3 separate regions of the Homo sapiens genome follow, and regions 2 and 3 are each linked to region 1. A link is a contact called in ENCODE Hi-C or POLR2A ChIA-PET data. All regions are on one chromosome and are shown on one strand. The core of a region is the stretch at or near the end of the contact, and the rest is flanking DNA. Distances in the headings are between cores, read along the strand shown.

Evidence for each region. Hi-C counts contacts between places; a loop is a spot of excess contacts on that map. ChIA-PET counts read pairs that join two places held with the same protein, here RNA polymerase II (POLR2A). Pooled maps may share reads with other maps.
Region 2: a loop to region 1 is called in a map of cardiac septum, with 2.1 times the contacts of the local background. The contact joins the enhancer-like site here to the promoter of VGLL2 in region 1. A Hi-C loop is called at or near these places in 1 of 168 maps with a recorded cell type or tissue (cardiac septum) and 1 of 50 pooled maps.
Region 3: a loop to region 1 is called in a map of gastrocnemius medialis, with 9 times the contacts of the local background. The contact joins the enhancer-like site here to the promoter of VGLL2 in region 1. A Hi-C loop is called at or near these places in 3 of 168 maps with a recorded cell type or tissue (cardiac septum, gastrocnemius medialis and psoas muscle) and 4 of 50 pooled maps. POLR2A ChIA-PET finds 5 or more read pairs at or near these places in 1 of 52 experiments (Panc1).

Annotation. Positions count from the first base shown.
Region 1 is chr6:117,263,286-117,267,279 of GRCh38, reverse strand. It overlaps VGLL2 (vestigial like family member 2), which reads right to left and starts at 1,722. Exons shown (of 4, transcript NM_182645.3): 1 at 1,436-1,722. The coding sequence starts at 1,516. LOC105377964 (a long non-coding RNA gene) reads left to right here and starts at 2,206. Exons shown (of 2, transcript XR_942911.3): 1 at 2,206-2,705.
Region 2 is chr6:117,166,064-117,169,985 of GRCh38, reverse strand. No RefSeq gene overlaps it. Among named protein-coding and RNA genes, the nearest start is that of VGLL2, 98 kb to the left of the region's middle. Within about 2 kb of position 2,110, at least 4 of the 41 ENCODE cell types and tissues checked have a DNase peak (open chromatin) inside an H3K27ac peak, as active enhancers do.
Region 3 is chr6:117,136,677-117,140,526 of GRCh38, reverse strand. No RefSeq gene overlaps it. Among named protein-coding and RNA genes, the nearest start is that of VGLL2, 130 kb to the left of the region's middle. Within about 2 kb of position 1,391, at least 2 of the 41 ENCODE cell types and tissues checked have a DNase peak (open chromatin) inside an H3K27ac peak, as active enhancers do; they include gastrocnemius medialis, where a contact is called at or near this core.

The DNA.
Region 1 (3,994 bases), core at 473-2,972:
GCAATGGACTGAATGAAGTGTTAAAGCATTCTGCAGGCAGAGATGGCCTTGAAGAGGCGGCCCGAGTCATACAAAAATGAACAGAGATCTTCATGCAATAGATTGGTTCGGGGTCTGGGAGAAGAAAGGGCCAGTCAGAAAACCAATCCACCTCTCTCCTCTTTGCTTGCCATAGTCCCACCCTGGGAAGAAGTACATTTCAGAAGCTGGAGCCAAAAGGTTTGAAATAATTGGGGACAAAACGATGTAAGATTTAGCAATATCACCACTTCCTAAATGCCACCTTCCCTACAAGAGGAACTCTGGTGATTCTTAAAATTAACACTGAGGCAAAACAAACTGCAAGTTGTGAAGTTTAAAAGAGAAGAGGAGGTAAGAAAACAAAAAGTGAACCCTATCCGGTCCATCATTAATTTATCGGGAAATTTTCGAATAGACATTTTAAATTTGCAGGCAAAATTAGCAAAAGCATCCACTGGGGCATTGGGGTGTATTTCAATTTCCCCAAAGCAGGTGACCAAGCTCTCACTTTCCAACCTGGAGGGGACCCCTACAGCCTCCCAGGTGTATGATTTCATTCTTTTCCTGCACTACTGTCCTCAGTTTCTGCTACCTCAGCTGAGGAAATGGAAGGAAAATGGTTCAAACAGACGCAGCCTGAAGACAAGAGAAACTGGCAGAATTAAATGGAACTTGAAGAGTTTGCAGAACCCGGGTTGAGTGGTCTTCTTAAAGTGTTTGTTGGAAGCAGGGCTTCCCCATTCACCTACTCAGGCTGGAGAAAGGCAAAGTATTGTCTATCAGGCTCGCCTCTGCCGGGTCATTCGCACTCCGGATAATGCTCCCAGAACTTCGCAAAGGAAAAAATTATAAAACTGCGCGGTGCTCTTTGAAATGAATTCTCTGGATCTGGAATTAATTGCCCTGGTCGCCAGAGAATTGAAACGGAAGAAATTATTCCTGAGATAAACTTGCAGGGATGAGAACACCGGCCCTTGCATCTCAGAAAGAGGCTGGCTGGCCTTCGCTTTTGGTTTTGTTGTTACTCTCACCATTGGGACCAAAGTTTGGTTTTTCCTGCGTCAGCTTTGCCTGCATTTCCTGGTACCTGCACCTGGCTTGGAAGAATCTGGAGTCCGACAGACCCTAAGAAGAAAATCCAGCCCGTGCCATCTTCCTCTGATTATTCCAGGGAAGACCTAGGCTCACATTAGCAGGGCTTAGCTGCTTCCCGAGAGCAAACAGGCGAGCTAAAGGGGTTAGCTAATTGCACTACCAACTGGGGGCGGCTCCGGCAATCCCCGCATCCCGGCTGCGCCGGTCGTGGTCGGACGCCCGAGACGCGCGGAGGCACAGCAGACCTTGGCGTACAGGCCATGCCGCCGCAAACGGGGGGCGCGCACTCCTTCCCAAAGTCCCCAGAGGAGACACGTACCTGGTGGTAGGGGGTGTAGGCGGCTGCGAAGTAGGGCTGCGGAGGACCATAGACTTGGTACATAACATCCAGACAGCTCATGACTCTCCGCAGCGGAGACGGTTAAGTGTTTTTTCATTAACTCTCCTTCCCCGGAGCTCAGGGGTGCTGCATGGGCGGCGCTTGGACCCGCGCTCTGGAGTCATCAGGCGGAGCAAAGCCAGCGCGCTCCGCGGCTCGGAATCCAGCTGGCTCGCTACCCTCCCACTCCTGCGATTTTACTCCCGACCGCGCTCCAGGGCAGAAGCGCCTGAGCTCCCGCTAGTGGGCATTTAAAGCCCATGCCCGGCGGGCGTGCTGACGCCACTCGGGGGCTGCGGAGCGGGAGGGGGCGGTGGGGGGCGGGGACCGGGGGGCCAATGGGGAGCGAGGGACGCTTGTTGGAGGGGCAGCGAGTGTGTTTCCCGGGGCCCACCTCTGACAAGCATGCGGCCAAGGGTGCCGGAGACTATGCGGTTCCCAGCGGATCCGAGGCTTCGCACCGCGAGTAGGAATCTCCCAGGACAAAATAGGAGAGAGAGAGAAAGAGAGAGAGAGAAGGAGGCGGGGACGAAGGGATCCGGGCTCATACACGCAGAGAAAGAAAGTTGGAGAAAGGTCTCTTAGGAAAGCCCTTGTCTCATACTGTAGTTGAGTGGGTGCTTCCAGAAGTGCCGAGGTGGGGCAAATTCTCTGCTTTCGGTTCCTGATGATGTATGGGGAGGACGGTGCTGTCCCTTGGAATCCCCTAGGGAGTCCGGGTCGTGGCAGACAGGATGTGGGAGTCCGGGTACCCCTCCAGGGCGCAGAAGAGCTACCTCTGCGGGGAAATGGCAGTGGCTGAAACCTGTAACCGCTGTCCTCTAATCCACTTCCTTTCGCTCCCTCTAACCTGGTCCTCCCGCCGCCTGTCCCACACCCCAATTCTGCTCTCTTGGGCCGTGCCCTTCTGCCCCTCTAAAGTTCGATCCTGCTCCTTTCTCTTTGATGTTCTCCACCGGAACCCGTTAGCTTCGCATAGATCGCGCCCGCTTCCGGCTGCTCCCGGTGTGAGCTGCTTTCGAGGAGTCCAGGAGGCTTTACCCGGCCTCGGATGTCTGGCTTTTCATGCTGGGGTCTCCTTGGCCGGGGTCCTTTAAAGTTTTGGCAACTTTGGGGACAAGGACTCGTTGGCGCTAAGAAGAAGCATACTAGGACCCGTACACAGAGAGGTCTTTTGCTGCCTATTCAGCCGGTAATACCAGCTGCGATGGTATGTTTCATTTTGGAGAGCTGGAAGTATATGCACTCCAACTATAAAACCTTCACCCCTTTCTCTCTCCGGCCCTCCCTGAGAGGTCTGCTGGCTTCGCCCTCCTTCCTGCGACCCTACCCATCCTTCTCAAGCCTACCCCCCACCAAGCCCTCTGGAAAGGGGGTGTAACAGTGGAGTCTTCAGTTCTATAAGTTTAGGAATGCATTGAGACAAGGCTATCTCCATGGCTGGGTCAGGTGGCGGAAGGGGCATTACGGGAATAGAGGCGGGCCAGACTTGGGGGGACCAAGGGAACAGGTTGGGAGCATTAAGAGTCTAGACTCAAGAAAGAGGCAGCATGGATTTCAAACCCTAGTTATTCCCCAGCTTAAATACAACAGAAAGTCTTTATAGAGTCTCAGGCTATAAGACTGTGAATAAATGAACCCTTGAAGATCTATTTGTGTTTTAAAAGTGAGTATTTTAAGCCAAATTGTTTTAGGGTTGCAGTTTTGGTGTTGCCCAATTTATAGATGGGAAATGGCTCCGTGTCTCCAAATGCTTGTAACTGGTGAGCCATCTTGAGCGATTCGACAATTTCCTTAATTAACAACAATGTAATCTATGTAAAGTTTTCTAATCAATGAAAAGTTAAAATAAAGACACTCTTCTAGTACATTTCCATGCAAGCCTCTTTTTAGGGGCCAAGCTGCCTGTTGGATGAAATCTGCCAGCTTCTGGAGCTTCTGATTATCCAGGCGCAAGGGTGAAGCAGAACATCCATCCCACCTCCACCCCAATGTGCCCTCCCTAGGCGTTTCTGAAGATAGGTACAACCACCTATCATCATTTTCTTTGGGGCAAGAGAGGAAACCCTCATCCAAAGAGCCACAGTACGCTCTTCTGTGTGCGGGAGATGGGGAGTTCAGGTCCCAGTCTCGCTGGCCGCTGCTGCGCACCCTTTCTGCTGGGTCGGCTTCACCCAGGCCCGCAGGAGTACAGGTGTCAACGCAACCATCGCACCAGGGACTCCACGGGGCGGGCGGGTGTGGCCCCGGAGGGTCCGGTCCCCCACTTTCGCGCAAGTCCCGCAGTCCCTCCTTGGACACGGAGGTTCCGTTTTGGACATCTCTGGGCGTGAACATCGGTGGCTGAAGCCGGCTCCTTTTCGAGCAGCCTGGGCTTGGCAGTGTTGTGCAGGGGGAATGGGGGTTGGTGGGTGGGAAGCGGCGGAAGGCAAGCTCCACTAGCATGTCCAACCAATGCATGGAAACCCTGCTTTTGTCCTTGCTCACCTTCCAGTAGCT
Region 2 (3,922 bases), core at 861-3,360, 98 kb after region 1:
AACAACCAGACAGCTTATTACATTCATACACTGGGGGAATGGGGAACATGTTTCTGGGAAGAGTGAATGATTTTTCACTTCTGTCAGAGAGATCAAATTATCAGCAGGGCTGCTAATCTGCCTATCTGCAAAAATAGCCAGAAATATGCACAAATGTAAACACAAAAGGGGACTGTCATAATTTGCATAGTTCTCGTGTTTGTCCATCAGTCACCCTAAATGCTTGTAAGCTGTTAGGCTGGTCGTGAATGTGTTACAGCTTGGTGAATTGCCATTTTATCTTCCAAGGCGACTCTTTATTATCACCATTAATTGATTAAACATTTTCAACACTTTCTGAGTAAACCAGTCATGGCATCTATTTCTACCTTGGGCTTCTGTTCATGGTTGGAGTGTGCCAAGCATCCAGATTAATTGAAAATACACCCTCCGGGAACCACGCGTGGCATCTCTCATAACAAGCTGCAGCACCTCTCTGAAGCACAGCTGCTATGTTGTGGGGAATCCAGGGAATCTTTAGCTTAACTGGCTGTGTCTTGGAGCCTCTAGCAGGAATGGAAAGTGAGTGGTGGGAGAGGAATCCTGTGTGTGGATGATTGTCATACTTACATCACTCATTTTGAGGGAAAAGGAGCAGTGGTTCAAGGAACAGATTCGGTATCCTTGGGATAACTGGGATTTGTGGGAGCAATCGTGGTAATGTGAGTTCTAGCCAGCTCTCTATGACTGCCTCAGCATTGAGCTTCTCCAGTCCTGTGATCAGAGGAGGGTGCTGTCTCCCCAGTAGCTTGTGCCTTACCCATTTGACATTCTCTATCAAGTCTAAGTAAAAAGATAAATGATTCCTGATTGCCTCTCCATTTCAAAGATAACTCTGAAGCCTGAGAAGGATGGTGGGCAGGGAGAGGGGAGAGCTTGGCTAAACAGAAAGTGTTGAGATGATTCAAAGGGTTCATGCTGACAGAGCAGGGGTGGCTTGACCTTCTGTGGGGGCCATGTAGGCCGCCTCTTACTGGTTGTTATTTTGGGTTCTGGAAAGCCTGACTGCCCTGAAATATCTCTCCCTGCCGTCTTGCCAGGTTCTGTAATTCCTACCATGAGAGCCATCCTCCAGTTAAGGCATCATGTCTCCAGGAGGCCCAGGTTATAGAGCAGCCACCCACAGCCAACCTCACACATTTAACCCGTAATTGCCCACTAGCCTGCAGCCTGGCTGCAGAGAACAGTTACCAGCTGTTGGTAACCCAACACTGCTTTGCTAAGAGAAGCTTTTTGACAGCCTCTTCACATAAGTGGGGGAAATGGGTGCCACAAAGCTCTGGATCAGGAGCATAATGGCTTCCATGGGAGAGGCCAAATCTCTGCAGTGATGGTGCCTCCACTTCCTATCCCAGGGCATGGGAAGATTAGACTTTGGATTCCAGGAGGAATGTGAAAATGCAAATGGAATCAAAGATGTGTACCTAAATTCATGGATGATGGATCCAATGTGGAATTAGGCAATGCTTGGGTTACAACCTTAACCAGGACTTATCTCTAAGGGAACAAGATAAATGTCTATCCAGCTTGACCTGGTATCCCACCGAATATCCTGTCACTGGTCAGGAAAGATGCCTGAGGGCTTCACTATAATTACTCCTTTGGGCACAGGAGGCACCTGTTAAAAGTTAAACATGTTTTGGAGAGGAAAACCAGGTATTTTTCAGAATTGAGAGCATTCATGGGAATGAGTCTATTTTAGATGATAGCCCGAGGGAAAGCTTGGAAGCTTGGCATGCTGCAGCTGCGTGTAAGGAATGCATTCTTTGCACGGTGGTGAAACTACTGTTGGTACACAACAGCCTTTTCTGGTGGTAAGCCAGCTTCCTTCTAAGTAAGTGTGGTTAGAGGGTCATGCTCTCTTCATGAAACTAAATTCTTAGGATTGTATTCAGGGTTGCCTTTCTTTTCTTCCGGCTGTGCTGCTCTTCTTTCTTGGTCTTGGTTTCTTTCTGCATTCCCTGAAGGGTGTGGAAGGCATGCCCACGTTTGCCCCTCTGCTTCCCTCACTTTCCACTAGGGACTCACCGCATGACTCAGAGCCTGGCTGGACACAGCAGGTGCAGACAGCCTTCCCTTTCTCAGACCATGCTTCTGTAGTGGCCACATGCCTGTGCCTCACAGGCAGCACACTCAACTTGAGGGCAGAGTCACTGAAGCTGTTCTGCTAGTGGATCTGCTGTTAAGGAAACTGTGGATCGCCAACAGAAAAATAGTAGGGCGCAAGCTCCCCCAGTGGGCAAACAGAAGCTTGCAAAAGAGAACAGAGACAGGGGAATGGGTACTGTAACGTCAGGGAATGTCAGAAAATGCCAATGAGTAAGCAAGCAGAACTAGATGTTAAAAGACATCACATCAACTCGGGTTTAAATATTGATAGCTGTGTCATCTTGAAGAAGCTACTTAATGCCTTTAAGCCTTAATTTTCTTTTACAAATGATAGGGTTAATGATACTATCTGCTTCACAAGCTGTGTTAAAAACAAAGTATTTTTTATAAAGTGTCCATAATAGGCATGTTAAAATTCAGTTATCATTATGGTGATTAACAATGTTTTCAGTAGAGTGGGGGATAGAATATAAACAGGAAATTAGGGAGGAAAGTCTGGTAGGGAGGGAAGATAGAGTTGTGGTGTTCACTTATGATTCAGGCGAGGTTGAAGTAAGAATTTTTTTGGATGAAAGCACCTTGAGCAGGGGTGTATATTCAAAGATAACAGTCAGTAGAGAAGTCAGAGACATGATATTCAAGCAAAAAAGGAAAATACTTTTAAGTCAAGTTGCTGAAGGACTCAATAGGAGGTAGATGTGAGCTTAACAGCAAGGATCATCACTGGAAAGGAGCAGAGACATCTCTTGCACTCAAAAAAAGGGAAGGCATACAAGTATGGATAAATGTTTTATGGGTTTGGACGTTGTGGAAAAAGGGAGTACAATAGGGCAAAACAGAGGGATTGGAGAGAGAGATTTAAGAAATTGGCTCACGCAATCATGGAAGCTGGCAAGTCCAAAATCTGCATAATAGGCAGGCAGGCTGGAGACACAGAAGAGAGGTGGTGTTGCTGGTGCAGTCTTAAGGCAGGCTGCTGGCTGAATTCTCTCTTCTTCTGGAGAGAGTTTAGTCTTTTTCTATTGAGGCTTTTGACTGATTGGATGAGGCCCACCCACATTCTGGAGGGCAATGTGCTTTACTCAAAGTCTATTGATTTAAATGTTATTCTCATCTAAATAATATCTTCATAGAAACGTCCACAATAATGTTTGACCAAATATTTGGGTACCTTGGCCTAGACAAGTTGGTACACAAAATTAGCAGTCACACCTAACAACAATCACACCTCTCTCCAGACCTTTATCACTGGCTCTTGGTGTCAAAGAAGGAACAAAGTAGCCCTCTCTAGTGTGGGGATGGCCATCCTTTCTGCCATGCCATAGGCATTTCCTTTCTTTTTAAAGGAAAAATAAAAATTTTATTTTTCCTTTAAAACCTTTACCACCTGCTCTTTGACCATCTCTATTGACCACATTCAGCTCTTTGGCCCTTTACTTGTTTATGAAAACCCAGCGTCTGGCCTTACTGTCCTCATAGCTCTTCCCATGTGGAGTCTTATCAGGCCAATTCTGATAATGACCCCTGGTTCAGGGTTCTGCCAGGTCTTGGCCAACAACATGGACCTGGCCTGATTAAAGACAGAGGCTTGGAGGTGAAAAGCTTTATATCTTGTTATCAGTCTCTTGAGTCACTTAGTCTCAGCCTGACTTTGTAAATGTGACAGTATTACTAACAGCTTGAGCCAAGTTTGATTTATTGGTGAAACTGAATTCTATACTTCCACAATGATGTCAGTACTTCCTGGGTCTTAAACAAAACAAAACAAAACAAA
Region 3 (3,850 bases), core at 142-2,641, 130 kb after region 1:
CTGCTTTTTTCAATACATGTCATGATGTGTCATCTACACATTTGAGTATTCCACTTTTATATTCCCTAAATGCCTTGGATGGAGCCAGATGTAAAAGAGATGATAAAAATCTTCTTGGGTTTTTTAACTAATGTATGTTTTCATTTTTTTCAAGATAACTTATTTTAAAGGATGCCTGGCTTATGGCAGGTGAGAAATAAATATTTGTTAAATAAATATACCTATCCATGTTAAAAGGCAACTAGCTAATAGCAATAAGTCAATCCATGTGATAAAAATAGACTATTATTTTCCTAGGTGCCTCACATATATCATCTTGATTCATCTTTATCATAATACCACACAGTAAGCATTTTTCCCTATTTGCAGATAAGGAAAATGAGGCTCAGAGAGATAAAGTAATTTGACCAAGTTCACATAGCCCATAAGTGGCCAAAGCATTGTTCGTACTCAGGTTTAAAAGACCAGAAACCTAACATCATTTGTATTTGTCTTTAGGTCCTTTATCAACACATCAAGACATCTGAGCTTTTTCCTTATCGTCATCTCTGTAATAATGAAGAATATATAATGAATGGTAAAATTCAGGTTTTAATGTGTTCTTTTATTAACCTGAAGCAGACCTTGCAGATAAGCCAGAGATTTTTAAGTCTGAGTATAAGTTGATGGCTGTTTCCACCATCTCCTACTCTTCAAGCCCTCAGGCTTGAAGTTTCTTGGTGTTTGTTCATGAACATGCATTCTGATGAAATGCAGAGCATTCTAAAATACTTGGCTTGCTAGTGGATCTTTAGAGATTTTCCAACAGCTGAGTGTTCAGGACAAACCTTCCCCCTTCACACCTCCTTAGGATCTCACACTTTCAGATCAGTCCAACATGTGGGATGGTGAAGGTAGATAAGATAGGAGGACAACAATGGAAGAATCCAACCTCAGAGGCTCTTACAACAGAGATCAAGCTGGTGTGCACAGTTGCTGAGCTGAGATTCAATGTGAAATATTGGATGTTCTCCAGCTATTTTAGTGACTTCCTCCTTGAGCTTTCAATCTCTTTGTCTTCCCTTTGGATTCTTGCAAAGAAGGAAAAGGGCAGCTCAGAGATATCCTTTCATTTTCCTCAAGACTCTATATTCCACTTCTTAGAAAAAAAGCCAAATAAATAGGAAGGAAGTTTGGTCTGAAACCACCAAATAAAAATTGACACAAGAATACTGGCTCTGTGTTTTTATACCTATATTGCAGTCATCCAACCAGTCAATAATAATTTCTCAAATCTGCCTTGGCCAGGTGTAACACTTTTGCTTTACAATACACTTCCCTCTTGATGTCATGCTGCCTCCTCTTTGGCATTTTACTAGATCTTGTGGGGCTCTGCCAAGGGCACCAGACAGGCTTTCTGTCAGGAGTTTTTCCAGGCTAAGAGCCAAATATGTGGCTTGGAGTTTTCCAGAACCTCCTTAACTGTTCTTTTCAGCCCTGATCATTTATGGTAGAGGCAGGAGGGTGCAGGACACAATGGATTATGTCATTGGGTGGTTTGTGGACTCTTTGTTAGTAGGCAACATAAAGAAATCTGTAAGAAGGATGTGAGCTGTCAATACCAGGATGCAAGTTATAAGGAAGGAAGATTTTAAGAATGTGGTAATGAGAAATATCGGCCAATCCGATCTGTCCTTACCAAAGGAAGGAAAAAAATCCTCTAGTTTGGTAATGTGAAAGTTCCAATTGCAACCAGCAATCTCCTGATATTTGATTCTCTATGATCATTGTGGCTTTCCCATAGTGTGAAGTTGGCTAGACTTGCATTGTAACACAGACATCCCACTGGAACTCTCAGGCCCAAGATGGAAAGCTGAGCTGCCTATCAGTAAGCAATACTTTTTAAATCTTGGAACCTTTTCATCATGATGTCATTTGGTTTCGCAGCTCAGATTGCTTCCTAGCTGATATTCTTTCCATCCAGAGTAGCAATGTGTGCCTTGTGGCGCTTTGAAAATGCCTCAAGACTTTCACTCTACTTTTACTTATAAATAGACTTCCACTCCATCTAAATCAATTTCAGATTAAATTACACTTTATTAGTCTCTGAAATATTACCATAAATTGGAATTTAAAATAAGCTGCAATGAGACCAAACTCAGTTGACACAAAAATATTAGGCAGCTAACATATTGATTGACAATTTGTATTTTTAAATGTTTTTATTAAAATTCCTTTAATCTAGCTCTTGAGTTAATTTGTTTTGGTTTCCACATTGTATTTTTTATTTAGGGAGGTTGGGAGATCGTTATCCTTTGCACTCTGTGGGACTATTGATTTGAATTTTGATTTGTCCTGTTTATCCATAGGATACCTGAAATTGGCAGTTTAGATGGCAAAGCATAGTTCAAAAGTAAACAAGATGCCTCAGGTAAACACAATGCCTAATTTGTTCATAGATTACTTAAATTCTGTTACCTTTAACTGCGTAAAGACAGAGAGTGCCTTTAGCAAGATGAGCCATTGCTTTATTTTTAAAGCTCGCTTATGTCAACGCTTCCTATCCATGACTAGGTTGGCCACCATTATTCAGGGGTGAGATCAGACTTCTTTTCTTTCCTAGAGCTGCTTGCCATTTTCCCAACACCTGCCTTGCAAGTGACAGCTCTGTGGGTGTCCTCATAAATTACAAATCATGTGCCTTGGTTCTGATGCCTTGGGACAAGCACAAAGTTAGAAACTGTCCTGTAACTTTAGAACTGTAGCTGCAGGATGGGACAGCTGAGTAGAGAACAGAGATGCGCATCAGCAGGGGTCCTATTAAGACTCTTATCAGGCTGCCTGCCTGATGCTGGTGGACAATTTGTACCACTGGAAACTGAGTGTAGGTTGTAAGTTGGCAGGGGGAAGAACGGATGTATGTAAGATGGAGGGTTTTTTTTTTTTCTTTTTAGGATCATCTTTAGGACTATCTTCGTATGGTAAAAATAAGCTCCCTCATGCCTGTAATCCCAGCACTTTGGGAGGCCGAGGCGGGTGGATCACGAGGTCAGGAGATTGAGACCATCCTGGCTAACACAGTGAAACCTCGTCTCTACTGAAAAAATAAAAAAATACAAAAAATTAGTCAGGCATGGTGGCGGGCGCCTGTAGTCCCAGCTACTCGGGAGGCTGAAGCAGGAGAATGGCGTGAACCCGGGAGGCGGAGCATGCAGTGAGCCGAGATCACACCACTGCACTCCAACCTGGGTGGCAGAGCGAGACACTGTCTCAAAAATAAAATAAAATAAAATAAAATAAAATAATCTCCCATTCAGCATTCTCACTTTGTTTAAAAACTTTTATTGAAGTTTTTAAGACTGTTTCATGGATTCCATTACAAAGGCTTGAAGTAAATATAAAAACAGCAGAAGAATGTAAATGTATATAATGAGTTACTTTCTCTCCAAATCATCTACCCTAGATGTGTTACAGTGCTATTATAGCTAATAGCCTAATAAGGAAACCTGTAGGTTAGCTATGACTGTGTAAAAAATCACTCCAAAAACTTAGTAACTTAAGAACAATTTCCTATTTTCCATTGGGTAAGCAGGCCTGATGGGCAGTTCTGCTAGCCTGGTCTGCAATCAGTTGAACTCACTCAAGAGTCTATGGTTGGCAGCAGCTCTACAAGGCAGCACTGCAAATCTTGGCTGAATTCTCTCACATAACTGGGGCTTCAGCTGGGATAATTGGGCAGCCTTGCTCTCTGTTCCATGTTTCATCCTCTAGCAAACTGTCCTGAGCATATTATAATGATGAAAACATAGGAACGGGAGGAGAATAAAAAATGTGCATTTTTTTAAAAGTCTGTGCTCATGTCAAGTTTGCT